Regions from separate parts of the Homo sapiens genome. Here regions 2 and 3 are each linked to region 1. The links are chromatin contacts, found by Hi-C or POLR2A ChIA-PET in ENCODE. All regions are on one chromosome and are shown on one strand. Each heading gives the region's core, a stretch centred on a gene start or an enhancer-like site at or near the end of the contact. The rest is flanking DNA. Distances are from core to core; before and after follow the strand shown.

What was found. Hi-C counts contacts between places; a loop is a spot of excess contacts on that map. ChIA-PET counts read pairs that join two places held with the same protein, here RNA polymerase II (POLR2A). Pooled maps may share reads with other maps.
Region 2: a map of CD14-positive monocyte shows a loop between it and region 1 (7-fold over the local background). The contact joins the promoter of TMEM44-AS1 here to the promoter of TNK2 in region 1. A Hi-C loop is called at or near these places in 1 of 168 maps with a recorded cell type or tissue (CD14-positive monocyte) and 5 of 50 pooled maps. POLR2A ChIA-PET finds 5 or more read pairs at or near these places in 1 of 52 experiments (activated CD4-positive, alpha-beta T cell).
Region 3: a map of CD8-positive, alpha-beta T cell shows a loop between it and region 1 (6-fold over the local background). The contact joins the promoter of ATP13A3-DT here to the promoter of TNK2 in region 1. A Hi-C loop is called at or near these places in 1 of 168 maps with a recorded cell type or tissue (CD8-positive, alpha-beta T cell), 11 of 37 single-sample maps with no recorded cell type and 10 of 50 pooled maps.

Annotation. Positions count from the first base shown.
Region 1 is chr3:195,907,131-195,909,830 of GRCh38, reverse strand. It overlaps TNK2 (tyrosine kinase non receptor 2), which reads left to right and starts at 1,280. Exons shown (of 16, transcript NM_001382273.1): 1 at 1,280-1,346. It overlaps TNK2-AS1 (TNK2 antisense RNA 1), which reads right to left and starts at 1,755. Exons shown (of 2, transcript NR_145450.1): 1 at 1,053-1,755. RefSeq lists silencers at 1-526, 577-766, 817-1,066.
Region 2 is chr3:194,582,818-194,585,517 of GRCh38, reverse strand. It overlaps TMEM44-AS1 (TMEM44 antisense RNA 1), which reads right to left and starts at 1,250. Exons shown (of 3, transcript NR_047575.1): 1 at 1,070-1,250. RefSeq lists enhancers at 1,234-1,283, 1,319-1,984 and a silencer at 1,474-1,733.
Region 3 is chr3:194,485,759-194,488,458 of GRCh38, reverse strand. It overlaps ATP13A3-DT (ATP13A3 divergent transcript), which reads right to left and starts at 1,319. Exons shown (of 2, transcript NR_033929.1): 1 at 1,287-1,319; 2 at 1-1,003. ATP13A3 (ATPase 13A3) reads left to right here and starts at 1,457. Exons shown (of 34, transcript NM_001367549.1): 1 at 1,457-1,893; 2 at 2,624-2,665. RefSeq lists an enhancer at 438-657 and silencers at 1,328-1,987, 2,018-2,067, 2,158-2,217.

The sequences.
Region 1 (2,700 bases), core at 31-2,530:
GGGCCCTTTAAGAGGGCGGGCCGACTCCCCCCCACCCCCCACCCCGGGGCGGCGCAGGCGCAGGCGCAGGCGGGCTCGGGGCGCTCGGCAGGAGGGACGGCGGGCGGGCGCTCACCTGCGGGGGCCGGCGCGGGGCGGGCGCCCGGCGGGCCGACGTTGACGCCCGGAGGCGAGGGCGGGGAGGCGGGCGCGGGACTCGGGGGCGGCCCGGGGCGGGAGGGGAGGGCCGGGGCGGGCGGGCGGTGTGAGCGGGCGCCGAGGGCAGCACCATCTGGAGGGGTGGGAGCGCGCGGCCTCTGGGGGGCAAGCGAGTGCGCTGGGCCGAGCCGGTCGGGGGCCCCCGGCGGGTCGCGCAGGAGGAGCGCGGCGGGCTGAGCCCTGCGCTGCCGGAGCAGCAGCCGCAGCGCGTAGGGGTTCTCAGCTGGGGCCCGCAGCAGCTCCGCGGGCTGAAGCTCGGCGTGGAGGAGCGGGGCGGGGTGGGCCCGGCGGTGCAGGAGGAGGGCGGGGTGGGCCCGGGGCTGCAGGAGCGCGGCGGCCGCGGCCACGAGCCCAGCCGGGGGGTGGTGTGGGGGCCGCCGGACGGCGCGGGCTGGGGGCGCCCGCCGTGGTGGACGGGCTCGGCGGGCTGGCCTGTGGCGCAGGAGGAGGGGCTGGGGCCCCGCGGGCAGCACCAGGAGAAGGGCGGAGGCAGCCCCGCAGTGCAGGAGCGCGGCGAGGCCCGGGCCGGGGTGCAGGAGCGCGGGGAGGGGAGCCCGCGGAGGCTGCTGCAGCAGCCCGAACCGGCGTCCGAGTCCGGGGAAGGCCCCCGCGAGCGCAGGGAGGGGCCGGAAAGTTCCGGCGAACTGGGGGAGCGGCAGTGGGAGAGCGTCGGGCGGGAGGCGGTGGTCCTGGGAGCGGCCCCGGCGCCCCGAAGCCGCCCCGAGCTGGTGGGGAGGGCCCGGCCGGTGGGGCCCCGGGGGCCTGCGGGGGAGGGGCGCCTGGGGGTGCAAGAGGCGAATTGGCTGCCCGGGGTGCAGGAGGGACAGGTGGTGCGGGCTGTCCAGGAAACCTACCTGAACGGGAAGGAGCCCCAGGAGGGAGAGGGACCCGGCGAGGGGCTCAGGACCCGGAGGCGCCGGCGGAGGAGGAGGTGGTGACTGGCAGGCCCGGGCCCCACGGTACCTCCGGGGCTGAAGGGGACGCAGGATGTAGGGGCATGGGGAGTCGGGCGCAGAAGAGTGCGGGGAACCGCTGAGCTCTGGGAGCCACTGCCTGAGGGCAGGCCGCGGCCGGCGGGAACCTCTTCTGCCGTCTCAGCCTGGGCGTCGCTGAAGCTGTGTCTGCGGGGAGGCAGCGGAAGGCGGCAGGTAAGGAAGCCCAGTCCTGTTAGCTGGAGTTGGTGTGCTTGGAAGTGAGAGGCTGCAGGTCCCTGGCGAGAGCGTAGACTCCACACTGCCCTCGTTCTTTTGGCCTTTCATCCCTGGAGGGAGGAAGCAGTGCAGTTTTCAGCGGCAAGGCAGGACCTCTCCCCCGCCAGTACTGTGTATGGTAATTGGAGTGATAGGGCATCTTCTTAGAGTCTAGGCAGCAGGCGGGACGTCTGGGTGGCTGCCAGGTCTGTGCAGAGGGAAGAGAGGGGTAGCCCCAGGGAGGAGCTGCAGGACGGTCCCCCCTCCACCTGCCCCCCGATGGCAGTAGGGGTGCCTCCATGCTATATGCTCTGCATGGTGCAGTCAACACACAAGTCCTCAAAACACGTCCCACAGAAGGGAAGAGGGCAGCGTGGGATTAACAGAACCTTATCTTGTAACCCTGTTGGTCACGTGAGCTGAGATGAGTGTGACAGCTAGTGGCTTGGGTACGGCACGAGCCTGGCCCGCTTCTGCCACGCCGTCCTGTCACAGCTGATTTACCCTGAGGGCCCAGAGCCAAGGATGATTAGTGGGCGGAAGGAGGGAGAGCAACTGGTGAGCCCTCTCGTCTCTGGGTGGGACGACCCAGCGTTAGAGGGGCGGGAGAGGAGGGTGCACTTGCACCCCAGGGCTCTGGGCTGCCTCTGTGGCCCCACCCTGGGGAGGTTTGCAGATGGGCCGCTGTGGTATCATGGGCTCTGCACCTGTCAGGACAGGAGCTCCCAGCCCAGTCTAGAGGTAGGGCTTGTAGGGGCCAAGGGTGGGGGCTGTATTTGGCTTGTTGACTCCCTCGTGGCCTGAGTGCCAGACCTACTCATTCCGCCTCGTGCCCCCAGGGGGCTTGGCGGGCTGCTTGTGGGCCTTACTCTCCTAGAGCTGTTCGCCTCTTACCTGGCACTGTCAGGTGCTTGCTTCCCCTGCCCCTGGGTGGGGATGGGTGCAGGGTTGCTGCTTGCCCAGGGCCTTAGCTAGAGGACCCTCCTCTGCCCCAGCCCGAGGTGTGGCTGTGAGTCAGATGGACCCAGACCCCTGTCCCGAACCAGACTGGGTGCTCTCCTCTGGGGGCAGAGGGAGTGGTGCTGGAGGTAGCAGCTGCTGGAGGAGCCGGTTAGCCCGCTCCTCAGACAAACTCAAACCCGCCTGTCAGCTTCATCCCATGCCTGTCGCGCTGCCACCCAAACACTCATGCACCGGAAGTTCAGCTGCTGTGCCCACGGTGCCTGACGCTTCTGGAATGGCCAGAGTGGCTCTCACTGTCTGGCTTCAGTGGAGAGAACGGTCTGTTTTAAACACATACACACAATCTTCA
Region 2 (2,700 bases), core at 1-2,500, 1.3 Mb after region 1:
AATGGCACGATCTCACTTCACTGCAACCTCCGCCTCCCAGGTTCAAGCGATTCTCCTGCCTCAGCCTCCCGAGTAGCTGGGATTACAGGCTCCCGCCACCATGCCTGGCTAATTTTTGTATTTTTAGTAGAGACGCTGTTGGCCAGCCTGATCTGGAACTCCTGACCTCAGGTGATCCACCTGCCTCAGCCTCCCAAAGCGCTGGGATTACACGAATGAGCCACCGCACCCAGCTAAAGATTTTCTTGAAAGCCTGTCTAGATCCTGAAGAACTAATCCCCTTATCTCCCTCCCTCAGTATGATGAAGAGATTTATGAGCATCATTTGAAGACACATTCATATTATGTTTCTTTCAAAGGGGTATGAGCTCCTAGAATAAGAAGAGGCACTGGGCCAAGGAGCATGGCTGGGCTCCAGTTCCCAGGTCTGATTCAGTGTGATCTTTGTCATTTCCTTTTCTATGTCACAGTTTCCTCATCTGTAAACTGAAAGTTGGGCCTGATTTTTTTCATTTTTTCTCTTTTATGCATGTGCCAATTTGTTTCCCACAGAATACTGACATCTTTATAAGCTCTCAAGAAAGACATTATAAAAACAAATTTCAGATATACTTTGAACATAGGCTTCATTATACGACATATACCTCTTTCTGTTTGGATTTTACTGTCCACTTAATATAAAAACCTGTATTAATCACTAAGGAAAAGGATAGAGGAGACTTAGAAATATCTCCAGAATAATTTTGCAACAATTCCAAGATTCTCTGCACTTCTTTTTCTGTCCCTTAATTGGCCTCCTCCACATTTTCCAACTATGGAGGTATTGCTCTACTCTCTTCGACTTTACATTGTTTTAGAATGCTTTTGCAAGGAGACTCTGCCTTGAATGAACCCAAGATATGGTGCAATGTTGAGGAAGATCTCCAAGTTTACACATGCCTGTACGATGGCCCAAAGGTCATCATCAGGTGAAAGGGACGACCTTAGAGATGAAAGAAGTTCAAGGAATGGTGCTACATTAAATGACTTAGCATTAGAAAGCATCTACTTTGCTTTTTCTTTCACCAACCCTGAAAGCCAAATAAGGCACTGGGCATTCAGGCCTTCTTTTGAGCAGAACACGTGATTACGCAGTTATTCTTCAAGAGCCTCTGTTAATCTGTCGCTTGGAGAACTCTGCATACTGTCCCAAATCCGTCTGAATTTTCCATCGGCTGCCAGTGTTCGTAGCAGAGGCCTCGGGTCTTCTCGTCCTCTCCTCAGGGTCTGGCAGCTGTCACTACCGTGGACTTCGGTCCAGTCCCCAGAGTCGGGGGCGCTGCCTTTCCCATTTCAGTTGCCAGGGGGTTCATCCACGATCGTGCCAGAGGGGCAGCGCGTGGTCTCCTCGAACTACGGGGGAGAGAGGAACCACTGTTGGCACGGGCCGGACTGAACGCCGGCTCCCACTGCCTACCTCCTCGGAGCTGCATCCGCCGACATCTTGCGCCCTACTCCCAGCACCAGCAGGGCACTTCCGGGAAGAACGGAATTGCGGTTCCGCGCGTGCGCACTCCGCAGCCACCGCCTCCCGCGAGGAGCGAGAGTCCCGCGGCCCCGCCCCGCCGCCGCAGCCGCCGCCGCAGCCGAAGGCCGGCGTTTCTGACCTCAGCCAGCGGCGACGCAGCCGGGAAAGAACTGTCGAGGGCGTCTCCGTAGTTCAGTTTTGGTTTGTTTATTTGAGACGGAGTCTCTGTCGCCCAGGCTGGAATGCAGTGGCGCGGTCTCTGCTGACTGCAGCCTCCGCCTGCCGAATTCAAGCGATTCTTCTGCGACTGAATAGCTGGGACTACAGGGGCGCGCCACGACGCCCGGCTAATTTTTGTATTTTTAGTGGAGACGGAGTTTCACCATGTTGGTCAGGCTGGTCTCGAACTCCTGACCTCGTGATCCGCCCGCCTCGGCCTCCCAAAGTGCTGGGATTACAGGCGTGAGCCACCACGCCTGGCCCACCCCACTCGGTTTTTAAGGAGATAATTACAAGGTTATTTTACGGTTCATAGTGTGTTTCAGACCTCCCAGAAGCCTAACGGTGTATTATAAACCATTCTTTTCTTTGTTTTTAAATGCATTAAAAACCTTTTTTGAGATAAAAATAGTGCAAGTACATGGTTTAAAAAAAGAAAATCAGATTGCACCAAAAGGTTTATGATGAAAAACAATAATGTTCTGTCCCTTTGCCTCCAAGAGACTCCTTTTTAAAATCTTTTGGGCTGGGCGCGGTGGCTCACGCCTGTAATCCCAACACTTTGGGAGGGTGAGGCGGGCGGATCATCTGAGGTCAGGAGTTTGAGATCAGTCTGGCCAACATGGTGAAACCCCGTCCCTACCAAAAATACAAAAAGTAGCCGGGCGTGGTGGTGGGCGCCTGTAGTCTCAGCTACTTGGGAGGCTGAGGCAGGAGAATCGTTTGAACCGGCGAGGCAGAGGCTGCAGTGAGCTGAGACCGCGCCACTGCACTCCAGCCTAGGCAACAGGAGCAAAATTCTGTCTCAAAAAAAAAAAAAACTTTTATACCTTCTAGTAGTTGTCTCCATTAGGTTTGATTTGGAACATGCTTTCCAGCTACAGGGTTCTTAAGATCATACTTGCTTTTCCTGAGCTGCATCATCTTCAGCTTCCATTATACAGGCTGACGAGGCTCAGTAGCACGGCAGGGCC
Region 3 (2,700 bases), core at 70-2,569, 1.4 Mb after region 1:
GTCCGCATGAAACACTTGGAAGCTAGTTGGAGGGAGCACTTCAGGAGGAGGTTGGCTTGATAATTTTGTTTTTAGGACTTGGAGAGGCCAACCTGTTTAAAGGCTGAGAGGAAGCAGCAAGGCAAGGAAGCCTGGGAGGTGGGGGAGGAAGATTTTAGGGCCAGACCCCACCCAGACCGTTTTCTTGTGGTTTGCCCAACACTACCACACACCCCTTAATCTCATTTAATCATTTCAACACCACGAGGTTTGAAACAAACGGTGAGGTATGAAACAAAACGGTGAGGCCAGGGATTGGGAAGAGAAAGCTGTGGTTCCATCTCGGTCCAGCGTGCTGTCCACGCCAAGAGGCGGGCAGAAATGCTAGCCTCACACAATCTAGGGGACCAGGGGTGGCTGTGGCGCCCTCCTGCCCGCAGGAGGTGTTATCAGTGTCGCGGACTCGGGCGGTGTGCTGCCCCTGGTGAGATGTCATCACGTGCGTGGACCAGGGGTGGCGGCCCTGGTAAGTGTCCAGGGACTAAGGGCTCCCTGCTCTCCAGGTGTGGTGGACGGGGTCCGCATGCATGCCGTCCTCTTCTCTAAGACGCTAAGGCGGCTGAGTTCTGTAAGTAGCGGCAAGAAGAACAGTCACGGAGCGGGCCGGGCACAAAGGGCGCAGGCCAGGTGGCCCCAGGCGGAAAGATGGCCGCAGCCAGAGGCTGCAGGTGGCCGGGCGCGCTCCCTGCGCGCGTCGCGGAGAGGACGCAGCGAAAATCAAACCCGCGATTTGGAAATCCGGCTGCGGCCCTACCCCGAGATAAGTCTTCTGCGGAGGGAAGTATTTAATTTGCATCCAGGACGGTCGGAAGAGGCGCCTTCCCGTCGGAGGCGAGGCGCGGGCGCGTGGGAGCTTTCTCGTGTGCGCTCCTCCCTGTCCTCCGCCTGCGGCCGGGGCGCAGAGTCCGTGGTCATATGAGAATGACAGTTTTTTGTCTGTTTGTTTTGGCGGGGGCGAGGGTGGCTAAAGGAATGAAAGAGCCTTGCATTAGGAGCTGGGCTCTGGTTTCCTCTCCACCATTCTAGCACAAGCTTCCTCCATGACCATGACTCTGGGCAACGTCTGTCTAGTCACTGAGCCTCAGTTTCCCTGTTCATAAAATGGGAGATTGGACTATGATGTTGTCATAGCCCAAAGGGGATGAAGTGGGATTTGCCGTTCCATTTCATCCCACCAGAAAAGCCGCCCTCCATTAGCCACCCCGGGCTGACACCCAGCGTTTTTGGACGGCCTCGCCTCCCCTTACCTGCCTCTTTCTTTCTTTTGCCCGTTCGAGGGTGGCAAAGGCGATGGGTGGGCGGGGCCTATAAATCGCCCCGCCCCTCCCCGCCCCTTCCCCGCCTCCTGACGTCGCCCGCGCCCCTCCGCCCTCCGCGCGGGGATGAAGCCACCACGTGACCTCACATCCGGCGCGGGAGTCCTGAGCCCGCGCGCGCTCCCCCGCCTGCCTGCCGGCTCTCCCCGCAGCGTGATCGGGCGCCGCCGCGGAGGGGAGGGGGGTTCTCTACGTCGCTGGCGGCGGGGGGGCCGTTTCGGAGTGCAGACCGCCCCCCTCCCCTGCCCACCTCCCGCCGCCCTCCCTTGTTCTCGCCCTGCCGGCTGCACGCCGCCGCCGCGGGCGCGGAGGAGGAGGAGAGCGCGGACGTCCCAGGGCCGGCCCGGCCCCGCCGCGGCGCCTCCTTCCCTCACCCTGAGCCGCAGCGCGCGGCGCCGGCCGAGGGCGATGGGGCTGGGCTGAGGCGAGGCGGCGGCGGCGACAGCGGCGGCCGGGTCCCCCGCGGTCCCTGGGGCTGGTCCGGCCGCGAGGGAGGCCGCGGAGGAGGCGGCGCGGCGGCGGCCAGTGAGCGGCCCCGGTGAGCGGGGCGAGGGGCGGGTGGGCAGCGGCGCCGGGGGAGGTCGAGGAGGCGAATGGTGGTGTCGGGGCGGCGGGTACCGGGCGAGGTCGCGGCCAGCCTTCTCGGGCCGGAGTTGGGCATCGCGGGGACGGGGAGTGTCGGGGGCAGGTGAGGCCAGGGCAGGAGCCCACGCGGTGGGTGCGAAGGCCTGGGGGGGACGCGCCGCCTGCCGGGGGCGAGCGTGGGGGCCGGGCGCTTGGTGGTTGGTAGTCAGAGCTTTCGGAAAGTCCTGTGGGAGGTGGAGGTCCTGTGGGCAGAGGCGTAGGGGTGCTGGCAGGGCCCTCGATGAGTCTGTGCGGGACCCTAGCTCGTCCTCAGCCGTGGAGTATGGAGCTGCTTGCCATCTCCGCATTTCACAGATAAAAGGAGTGAGTCCCGTGGAGGAAAAGTGACTTCTGACTTGCCTGAGGCCTCCCACTCGGACTCTGTGGCAGTGAGGACTAGAAAAACCCAGGGCCCTTTGCCCTAGCAGTGCTCTCGTGGCCACTCTCGCTATGGCCTTTCTGTCTCTCCATTCCCTTCACAGAGTCAGGTTCTGGTGGAAGTATGACCTCTGGCTTTTTTGGGGAGGTGAGGGGTAGGGATGAAGGGGGAGGGAATCGGGTTGGGATTGGCAGGAACTCAGCTGGGGGCTTCCCGGTGTGGAAGAAGCTTTGTGACAGGTGTTTATTGTTTCCTCTTCCCATAGATCTGACAGACATCCCTGAATCTTGGTGTTTGGACATAGGAGGTATGAATCACTCACATAATTAGCCGCTTTTAATC